3 separate regions of the Mus musculus genome follow, and regions 2 and 3 are each linked to region 1. A link is a contact called in ENCODE Hi-C or POLR2A ChIA-PET data. All regions are on one chromosome and are shown on one strand. Each heading gives the region's core, a stretch centred on a gene start or an enhancer-like site at or near the end of the contact. The rest is flanking DNA. Distances are from core to core; before and after follow the strand shown. Region 1 holds the start of Tbc1d8 (TBC1 domain family, member 8). Region 2 overlaps Tbc1d8 (TBC1 domain family, member 8). Region 3 overlaps Tbc1d8 (TBC1 domain family, member 8).

Region 1 (3,504 bases), core at 688-3,187:
TCTCTGTACATCTGAGTCATAAACTCTCTGAAGCTCACGAAGCACTGATAGGCAGCTCCGCCCTCCACATCTGGATCCTGCTGGATGGAGAATAATCTGAAGACTGCAGGCCCTGACTTACCTGTCCCACTGATTCCTTCCCAAGGCAGTAAGCCCATCAAACACCCCAGAGGCTCAGTGGATTAAGTGGGTGGGTGGGCAGCAGCAAAAGTGTCTGGGGGGGACAAACTGTTTCCCTATTTCCCAGTTTACAAGTCTCCTGTCCTACCGTCACCCTCTGCAACAGATGACTAATACACCAGATACTCTACTTAATCCACCATCAATTAAGCCACCGTCTCCAGTGTTGTACATACACAGCCCTCTCAGGCCACTTGGCCTCTACTGAGCTTTGCAGGATGCTACCAAGTTCTTGTTCTCCAGTCCAACACTAAATTCCATGGTGCTACCCAGGGCCTCACAAAGGGCTCAAAGGCCCCCTTCCTTCTACTGTAACTCTCCCCCCACCCCCACGAAGCCCACCTGCTGCACAAGTTGTCCCTGTTCAGGGGGGTTCGTGGCCACTCAGCTGCCCAGAACGTTCCACTGTCTACTAACCCTTTCAACCAGAATCCTGTGGTCTCCTACCCACTACTGAATTCTCAGGAGAGTCTCGGTTGTCATCGTGGACCCTGACCCCACCCTACACCTGCTAGCTTTTCCTGAAGCTAAAATACATGATTTTAGGTAGAAGCATATTCCTCATTTCTCCAACCAGACTCTGCTCCCAAAGGGCCGTCTCCAGACTGGCCCAGGTGCAGACAGTCACCAGCAATTAACCCGAGCGCACCGTTTAGGTCTGTTGACCCCCTCAGCGACATTCAGTAGAAGGTTATGAAAGGACCATCATCTGAAGTCCCTTTTACCAGAGGTGGCTCCTTAACCAAAGGAATCATTCCAACCCCCTAGGCAAAACACGACAATTCCCCTTCCCTGATTGAGCAGGTGCTCTAGCTAATAACGCGAGCTGATCCCAATCTCTTAACAGCTTTGAGCCATAACTTTTAGAAGGGGAAAATGCCTTGCTTGGAGACAACTTCAAAGCCTATCGTATTTTTGTCCTATCGTTCCACAGAAGACATTGAAAGGAGAAACAAAAGCGGCATGCTTAACTTCGCTACGCAACTATAGTGCCTCAGTTTCCCCTCGAAGCGAAGACAGCCCCCGCCTCCTGGGCCAGAAAGTCCTGGATCTCTAGAACCTCCCGATGATCTGGCCTGAAGTCCGCAGCTGCAACACCACCTGGAGCCACAGCTGCGTCCAGATGGCCAAGTCCGGGCCTGCCTGGGCGCACCCTTCTGTCACCTGGCGGGGCCCTAGGGCGCCCCGATCTCGCTGCCTTGGGGCAAGCTCTAGAAGCTGCGTCTCCAGCGTTCGCGAGCCAGGTCACACCAGATGCACCTGCCTCTCTCGGCCCGTGGGTCCCTGAGCTCCAAGCCCGACCGGAGCTCGCGTGAGAAACGCAGGAAAAAGGAAAACAAGCCATAGGCAGGGCCGTCCTGGCCTCGTCGGCTGCCACCGAGACACCACCTGCGACGCGGCCGGGCGGCAGGGACAGAGGCCGGGCCGGGCCGCCGCGCGCGCCCCTTACCGGTGAGGCGGCCGCCCCCCTCGCCGTGCCCGCGGCGCCGCTGCAAGACGAAGTAGCAGCTGCTCTTCTGGGTCACCCAGAGCTTCAGCGCGTTCTTGAGCAGCACCTCCTCGGGCTTGAGCCACATCGCGGCGAACCTGCCGCGCCTGCGGGTCCCGGTTCACATCGCCCCAGCAGCCGGCCGCACCGGGCCGAGCCCGCTTGGAAGGAGGCGGCGGGAACTGCGCGCGGAGACAGAAGCGGGAGCGCCTGCCGAGCCCCGGAGCGCGGAGACCACAGCTCGCCGGGCTCACCCCGCGCTGCCTGCCGTGGCCCCGCCCCGGCTAGACCCTGCCCACCAGCCGCGGTCCCGCCCACCCCCGAAGCCACGCCCTCCACCCTCCCCGAGGCTCCAGTGGCGCCTCCCTGGTTTCCTAGTCTCTGCGGCTCCCGGCCAGGGTTCCGGAGTGGCGGGAGGAAATCGGAGCCACTGCCAGGTCTCCTCCCTCTAGTCCCGGACGAGTCTCGAATTCCCTCCTTCCCGGTAGGAAGCGAGCAACTGCGCAAGTTGTCTCCACGCTCCTTGTTTAAAAGCTGGAGGAAGGACCTAGGGGGAAAAGACATCTTGTTATCCAAGCTGCAGGTTGCCCAACCCAGAGTCTTAACCTTAAAGAGCACAATGCACGCCAGTAAACTGGAGTGTGTTCAAGTTTCAAATAACCAAAAGCTAACACTGAAAATTGGAGACAATTGTATCTGGATTTTTTTTTAATGCTGCGCTCTTCATTTTTTTTTTAAATTAACACAGAATGCTACATATTTTAGTCCATATATACAGCAAGGAGAGGGTCAGAGAAATTGCTTTCCGTTAATTCAAACATTTACATTTCTTCTTTATTACATTTTATTTATTGGAGGGGGTGGTCACGAGAGACAGTTTGGCGCGTGGAAGTCAGAAGACAACTTTGAGGAGTCAGTCTTGGCTTCCATTATGTGGACCCTGGGAATCCAACTCAGGTCATCAGGCCTGGCAGCAGGAGTCATTCTTGACATCCCCCACTTATTATTTCTCTTACAGAATATTTTTTCATGCTTTTGTAAGGATACAACTGAAGCTATAGGAGAGGTGGCAACGCAGAAACCTGAGTCCAGCAGCAGACCATACTGAACACTGAATGTCTTACAGAGACATAGGACCTAGAAGGCACCACTATGAGACTCACCCCTGCAGGTCCTCTCCGGAAAAAAATAAGGCTCTTGTGTCTATTCTGAGAAAACATTAAAGAAAAAAACAAACCCACTAGAACATGGGAGCAGGTAATAGTAACGAGAAGCCACGGGGCATGTGAGTACAGGGTTTTAAATAAATATTTTCTCTAGGCTAGAGTAGACATGTTAGCTGTCCTTGAAAAAGGCCGAGGGAAAGGGATCCACGTGTTCTCTGTGGGGAGGTGGTTAGATCGGATATCTTAGCCAAAGGGAGGGGAAAGGTTCCCTTAGTCCCTGGGTTTTGACAAAAGGACAAAATGTGGTTGTTAAGTAGGACAGAACTGGAAAGTAGAAGCTGTCCTGGGGGAGGATCAGAAACTGGTCAGATCCAACAGACAGTAGCCCTGTAGAAAGCAAAGTGAGACGGGAGGTTGGGGGATGGGGAGGACGGTGGAGGGGAAAATAAGCAAGTTTTAGAGCCATGTTGTATACAAATGTCACCACGAAGTAAGCCCATTTCTCTGCAGACCAATCAAAAAATACAGAGAGAAAGAAGAGGAAGAAGAAGAAGAAGAAGAAGAAGAAGAAGAAGAAGAAGAAGAAGAAGAAGAAGAAAGAGAGATATTGAGAAAGCTGGTACACTGGCCAGCCACAGGCAACCATCTTCTCAAGAAAACAGAAGTTTA
Region 2 (3,504 bases), core at 669-3,168, 61 kb before region 1:
AAGCTCTAGGGGCTGGGGGGACACACACCATCTCACAAGTAAGAAATTCCACACCTTGAAACTTACTTCACAGACAAAATTATTTAAAAGACTGCACACAATTACTCTTGAGTTATGTCTGCATGGTATATGCGAGACAAATTCTGTGTTCTGATATGGGTTCCATCCCTGCAGTATTTCATAATGTATATGCAAACATTCCAAAATAAACAAACAAAAAAAATCCAGGTATTTCATCCTCAGCCTTCTTAATGCTGGAACCCTTTAACACAGCTCCTCGTGCTGTGGTGACCCCCAACCTTAAAATTACTTTATTAATACTTCATAACTATAGTCTTGCTACTTTTTTAAAAATTTATTTTAATAAATGTGAGTACACTGTAGCTGTCTTCAAACACACCACAAGAGGGCATCAGATCCCATTACAGATGGTTGTGAGCCACCATGTGGTTGCTGGGAATTGAACTCAGGACCTTTGGAAAAGCAGTCAGTGCTCCTAACCACTGAGCCATCGCTGCAGCCCAATCTTGCTACTGTTATGCATCATTATATAAACACATAATTTGGGACTCCAAGTGGGTCCCGACCCACAGGTTGAGAACCACTGTATTAGCTGCTTTCCTCATGGCCAAAAAGCCAGGGAAGCCGCCACTTAGCCAAGTTGTTTGGGACAGCATCACTGACCTCTCCCACCACTGTGACTCCAGTAAGACAGAGAAAGAGCCCCTGCTGGGCAGCACACAGCACAGGGGTCACATGGACTCCCATGGCACGCCTTCCATATCACTAAGGGGTTACCTAATAGTTAGGAGGATTATCTTTCTGTGAGCCTTGTATCTCAGAGCCTCCTCTTCTATTTTTTTTTTTTAATTGTATTTATTTATTTTATGTGTGAGTACACTGTCGCTGTCTTCAAACACACCAGAAGAGGGCATCGGATCCCATTACAGATGGTTGTGAGCCACCTTGTGGTTGCTGGGAATTGAACTCAGGGTCTTTAAAAGAGCAGTCAGTGTTCTTAACCACTGCACCAGCCAGCCTCCTCTTCTATTAAAAAAGAGAATTAACTTGGGTATCTTTAAAGCACCCCCTCCAGGTGGTCTCTGTTGATGTCAGGACCTACACTGCAAGTCAGGCAACCTTTGATTTTAAGATTCAAATTTTAATTTGCTTCAGTTTGCTTCCTTATATAGTCCAGGCTGGTCTCAAATTTATGTGATTAAGTGATCTTCCTGCCTCAGTATCTTGAGTAGCTAGGACTACAGGCATGTACCAACTCACTCAGCTCTAAGAGATTTTTAATCTTAACCCCTATCAGCAATGTATACATCACAGAAGGAAGAAGATGTTCTTCGATGAAAGTTATTTATTCATAGGCAAAATTACTTAAAAAAAAAAACACATTAATAGCTCAATTGCGAGTACCTCCGGGACAAGGAAGAAACATTAATTGACCACCCTCTCCCCACTTCTAAAGGTGAAGCCCACATGGAAAATTCCAGCTAGTGTTGTTCCAAGGAAATGCCGAAGCTACCGAAAACAAGTGTAACAATCCTGACCCAGAAAGCTCACACTTTCCCCGCTGCTGGGCCACCTCCCAGATGTTCCTTGAAGCACCCTGCAAGTCCTCTGCTCAGAGAAAACAAGCTGGCATGTCTTCTGCCACCTTGGTACGAAGTTCAGGAAGACACTAATCTGGTCCACCCGGGAACATTTCCTCCCTTAATAAAATCCACTCCACAAAGACAAAGCAAACAGTGAGGCAGAATACAAGGGAGCAAAACACCAACCGCAGTCAAGGGCACGGATAAGAAACCGTACATGCGTCAGAAGGAACACTCTGAGAGTACACTCTGTCAGAGCCTGCAGCTAAGCTGCCCTCGAGCACCCCAGCGCCTGGTGTGACCCTGGCAAGCGGCCAGCTTCCGGTGCTCTGCATCTTCCCCCCTCCAGGGTAGGGTGTGCTGCCCCTATGTGCTGCTGAGAGATTCGCAAGGGGGGCAGTAGAGGGGCTCAGTGGAGAGAATTAGCTCCTGGGGGCCCGAGCTTTTAAAAACAGGCAACCTGTTTTGATTAGCAAATGGTTCCCCTTTCCTGTCATGAAAACATGTCTGTTTTCATTTTCTAAATCTAAACCTTTAATTAAGAGTTCTTCAAACTACAATAGTCCCTCTACATGCACCAGAGGGCTGGGCCTGTATATGTGCTTGATCCAGGACCTCCCAAAGACAAGAGCGTCTGAGACGGCTCAGGTTCTTCTTTAAGGTGGCACGGCCTTTGCAGGTAACTTACACACTCCTCCTGAATTCCTGAAGTTATCTCCAGATTCCTTACAGTGTCCGGAACAAAGTTAATGATACAGAATTCCCATAGCATATTCTTCATGGAATACCAAGAAGTCTTACATGGCCAGTACAGATGCAAGGGAGATATGCATAATATAACATGTTACATTTATACATATTATCCATTTTGGTTGAATCTGCAAGCATCAGGCTCAGTCCACACACCCTCTCCCACCAGGTCCATGGAAAGCTTGCTCCTGGCTCTCACTGCTCTGTCTTCATTTAATTCAACCCCATGGGGACAGACCTCGAAAGCAAGGAGGGAGACTCTGAACTTAAGCAGCTATGAACTCCTCAGGCCAGTGCAAGTGCAAACGCATGCCTGGGAAGACATGAGCATTGTTGAGCGTTCTTCTGTGCAAGGCTCCGATGCCTGAGAGGGGTGCTCTGCCACCTTTCACTACGACCCGAGGATGTCTTCTTCCAGGAACTGGGTAAGACACCCCCAAGGCCTCAGCTGACAATAATGGAAGGCGTCAACTTATTGCATAAGCCATCTGATTCTTGGAATGATTCTAAGCAGATAACTCAGAGCCAGGCAGCTCTTTCCTATTCTCTTTTGTGCTTCCTGAGATCAAATGTGGACAACAAACAATCCGGCCAGTGTTCCAGGCCATGCTGGGGACTAAGAAGGGCACGGCAGCAATTCTGAGATAGCACTGAGGACCACTGACGATGACCAGGACATGTCATGAGGGAACAGCAACAGGAGGCACAGAGGGCAGCATGGGCCTGCACGTCTCGGGTGCAGGGCAAGACTGAGAGCACCAGACATGGCAATGACAAGGAAGCCTCGTCCTTATAGGGCCCAATAACTCACCACAGCATAGGAATCCATTCAGCAGGATCCAGACAGCCTAACCCAGAGGTTCTCAACCTGTGGGTGGTGACCCCTTTGGAAGTCACATATCAGATACTCTGCATATCAGATACCTACACATGATTCATAATGGTAGCAGAATTAGTTATGAAGTATCAAGGAAATTTTATGGCTAGAAGTCTCAACACGAGGAGCTGTATTCAAGGGTCTACAGCATTAGGAAGGTTGAGAACCACTGGTCTAACCTGTTCTCCACCTGACTAGGGATTAGCTCCTGGGATTCTACCTTCCTCAAAATTGTCCTCATCTATGCAGTGCCAATGGTTAGATGTCTAACTC
Region 3 (3,504 bases), core at 302-2,801, 38 kb before region 1:
AGCCTGCAGTGTGTTCAAGATTTCTAGGCTCCAGGAACTGTCACCCATGCTGGGGTGGGCCTCTGGTGATGCAGCTGTCCTTGAGTCATTTGTGCTCCTATAGGTGACCCCTAACCCATATTTCTGTAAATAACCCCAATGCAAAACTCAGCAGTTCACTAAGTTGGATGTAGTGGGATCCTTACTCTTCGGTCTGCTCTAGGCTCCCTATGTGGGGTGGGTAGGCTTTTGTTTCCAACTCCCAGGGACAGTATCATGCAACGCCTCCAAAGGAAATTTTAGCACTGCGCAATGTCACCCTACACAGGTACAACACCCATCCTGTTACTTTGTACCTTTTTCAACATCTAGACAATGTTTCAACATGTCTAAACATATTTAGACATGACACTATGTTACAGCTACACATAGTTTCCAGTGCTGTGGCATGTTTGTAGCCTGGAGCAGTAAGTTACAGCATCTACCATAGGTACACAATGGTAATGGTGCCCAAGTGTGTAAGTGTGCTCCAGTGTCACAGAACAGCAGCAGCAGTGTGTCTCCTACAACACACCCCTACTGTTGCATAGCATATAACCCTGTGTGTGCAAGAATCCTCCCAGGCTCGTCTCTGCACATCACTGGCACGGTTGCTTAGAGAAATACAACACCGAGCATCGTGGCATTCTCTTGTAGTTGTTAGGCTTGGGATGCTGGGGCAGGAGGGTTGTCTCACTGCTGCAGTTCAAGGACAGCTGGATTGTACAGTAAGCTGCAGCCAGATCATCTGTGACACTGGAGCACACTTACACACTTGGGCACCATCACCATTGTGTACGTATGTTCTTAAAACAAGGTCTAGATATGTGCACATCCACGTGTTACTGTGTGTACACATATCCCCTAGATCCAGAATTGGTGAGTAGACACGCAGCTCCCTGAGCTGGTTCTGGTACCTCTCGCCAATAAAATAAGCTGTTACCAAAGTAATTGGATCTGTGCCCAAGATTGGAGAAAATGTTCCTTCTGGAACTATGGCAGGAGATAGCCAAGATGTGCCAGGCAGTATGGAAGCACTAAACACACCAGACACACACACACACATACATACACATAACCCCTGACACACACTCACACATACCACATACACACTCACACCCACCCACTCACACACACATACACACTCACATACACATCAGCTCCGTGGCACAGCACTGACTTCACCTGGCAAGGCCCTGCTTTGTGTACACAAGGCCGCAAGGGTAATTAACTGACTATTTAGGGTCAGCTGATCTGTAACCTTTACTATATAACAACATATACAAAGACTGGAGCTGCTGTTCTGTCTACTGTTGTAGTACATCAGTATCAGTTCAAAAGCCACAGGCATACTGTACCATCAGTCACAGGAGAAACTGGGATGGGGTAGCCGGAGCTCTGGGTTACCATGACAACCGTTTCAGTAACTCCACAGCTGTTCTAAATGTGATAAGGAAACTCAGGCCAGCCAATGGCCATTAAGAGATGTGTCACAAGTATGATGGGAGCCACCTGAAACTCACGGCCAGAGCAGGAGCCATGCCAGCCAGCCAGAGCTCTCAGCATGCTGCCTCCGAATGTCTACAGAAACACACCACAGAGAAGAAGCAAAGGAGACACGGTGACGATGGCACAGAGACATGGAGGTTCTGAAAGGACAAATTCGAAACTTTTTCTTCAGTCGGCTAATTTTTCAGAGTCTTGAATGGCAAAGGGACACTCTCAAAGAGAAAGACTTCTATAAACTCCAAAGGAGTCAAATGCAAAGGTTTGGTCTGATGCTGCTCTGTATTCAGATGCTGAATTCTGTAACCCAAGATCTGGTTGCTCCCAGAGGAGCGGATCCTCACGAATACCAGCTTTAGTTGTATGAACCTTGCTCCCCAGGTGTGTACACACCAACATCTTACACACTGTGTTTCCCATCCAAGTACCACTTGGTTAATAAGGATGCCTACAGCCTATAGCTGGGCGGAAGAGAGGTAAGTGGGGCTTCGGTTCCCAGGCTTGGGGGGTCTGAGGCAGGGACCACGAAGAGGAAGAAGAGAGAGGAAGAAGAAGAAAGAAGCCCATGGGGTAGGTGGACCGTGAGCATGTGGCCATGAGGGCCAGCCTGTTGAAATAGGAGTGGCCCAGATGGAGCACAGCAAGTGATATCTCGGGGCTATTGACAGGGAAGTAGACAAAATAGCATAGAGGGTTGATACCTGCCCAACTCTAGTGCTTTAAGGCTTATTATAAACATAAAGGTTTTTTGTCTTTTATTTGGGAACTAAATGAGCTAAGGTGGAGTAGAAACTCCCAAATAATATTGACCACAACAGTCAAAAACAAGTACGTACTTGGGAGGCTGCGGCAGGAGAACAGGAGTGAGACCAAAGTCAGAATTCGTAAGTAGAGCTGCCATAAAGTAGAGCTCTAACACAGCCCCTGACAGCGGCGTGCACACAGGAACATTAGAACACTAACAAACACCCTACACACCGTCTGTAACACACAGCCCCTGACAGCAACGGAGCTATGCATGGCATAGTGGCACACATCTGCAACCCCAGAACTTACACAGCGGAGGCAAAAGGATTGAGAGTTCAAAGCCAACATGGAAGCTTGGAATACCTGAGACTCTGTTTTATAAAAAGATGAATAAAGGGTGTGGAGAGTCCTCTGGTCTATAGAGGACCAGGGTTTGGTCCCCAGCACCCACATCAGGTGGCTGCCAGTCATCAGTAACTCCAGCTCCAGGAGAATCCCAATACCCCAGGCTTCGTTCACCTGCACTCATGTGCACAAACCCACATACAAATACAGAAAAACAAAATACTAGAGATAACAATCCTAAAACCAATATGCACAAATTCACGACTGTTCTTCAGGGGACCGCAGGGCAGCTTGTGGGGTGCAGTCCTCCGCAGAAGCTCCAAATGGCTTGTCTGGCACTGTGGGGAAAATCCTCCTGGCATTCCAGTGAGCAAAACACTCCTATTTTTAGGCTCTTAGAATAACAACTCTGGCTGAGAGCGATGGCGGATGACAGCTTGTATAATGAGAACCTAAGGGAGGGCTTACTAAGAACTTGCCATCCTCCTTTGATTCCTGCTGGATCCAGATGCTCTGGGATCAGGCTTCAGATGACATGGGACCAGCAGGGACCATCTCATGGCTCTGTAGTTTTCTCCGTGATCTCAGTGTTGGGCCTTGAATTTAACACAGGTGCTGTGACAATGTTCTCTCCTCTTACCAAAATTAACCCCACAGTGAGACAACCCCCCACACACTCGTTTAATGGAGACATTCCCCTCCCCCTTCACCCCCACACAAAGCATTTCAATAAAGCCTGAAGTCTTTTTTTTTAGTATTTTTTTTTCTGCCTTATCTTTTTTTAGTTTTTTTCTACCCCTTTGTATTAAACAAAGTGGATCTCTAATGGCTTTGGGCTCAAGACACAATCTGAGCACATGATGGAAAACTCTATCCTCATAACGTTAA

What was found. Hi-C counts contacts between places; a loop is a spot of excess contacts on that map. ChIA-PET counts read pairs that join two places held with the same protein, here RNA polymerase II (POLR2A).
Region 2: a loop to region 1 is called in a map of heart, with 1.9 times the contacts of the local background. The contact joins the enhancer-like site here to the promoter of Tbc1d8 in region 1. A Hi-C loop is called at or near these places in 1 of 37 maps with a recorded cell type or tissue (heart). POLR2A ChIA-PET finds 5 or more read pairs at or near these places in 3 of 5 experiments (Patski and embryonic stem cell).
Region 3: a map of heart shows a loop between it and region 1 (2.0-fold over the local background). The contact joins the enhancer-like site here to the promoter of Tbc1d8 in region 1. A Hi-C loop is called at or near these places in 5 of 37 maps with a recorded cell type or tissue (gastrocnemius, heart and left cerebral cortex). POLR2A ChIA-PET finds 5 or more read pairs at or near these places in 3 of 5 experiments (all embryonic stem cell).

What each region holds. Positions count from the first base shown.
Region 1 is chr1:39,476,810-39,480,313 of GRCm38, forward strand. It overlaps Tbc1d8 (TBC1 domain family, member 8), which reads right to left and starts at 1,938. Exons shown (of 20, transcript NM_018775.4): 1 at 1,631-1,938. The coding sequence starts at 1,757.
Region 2 is chr1:39,416,158-39,419,661 of GRCm38, forward strand. The region is part of intron 2 of Tbc1d8 (TBC1 domain family, member 8); the gene reads right to left. Among named protein-coding and RNA genes, the nearest start is that of Rpl31, 50 kb to the left of the region's middle. Within about 2 kb of position 1,919, at least 3 of the 3 ENCODE cell types and tissues checked have a DNase peak (open chromatin) inside an H3K27ac peak, as active enhancers do; they include heart, where a contact is called at or near this core.
Region 3 is chr1:39,438,871-39,442,374 of GRCm38, forward strand. All of the region lies in intron 1 of Tbc1d8 (TBC1 domain family, member 8), which reads right to left. Among named protein-coding and RNA genes, the nearest start is that of Tbc1d8, 38 kb to the right of the region's middle. Within about 2 kb of position 1,552, at least 1 of the 3 ENCODE cell types and tissues checked has a DNase peak (open chromatin) inside an H3K27ac peak, as active enhancers do; it is gastrocnemius, where a contact is called at or near this core.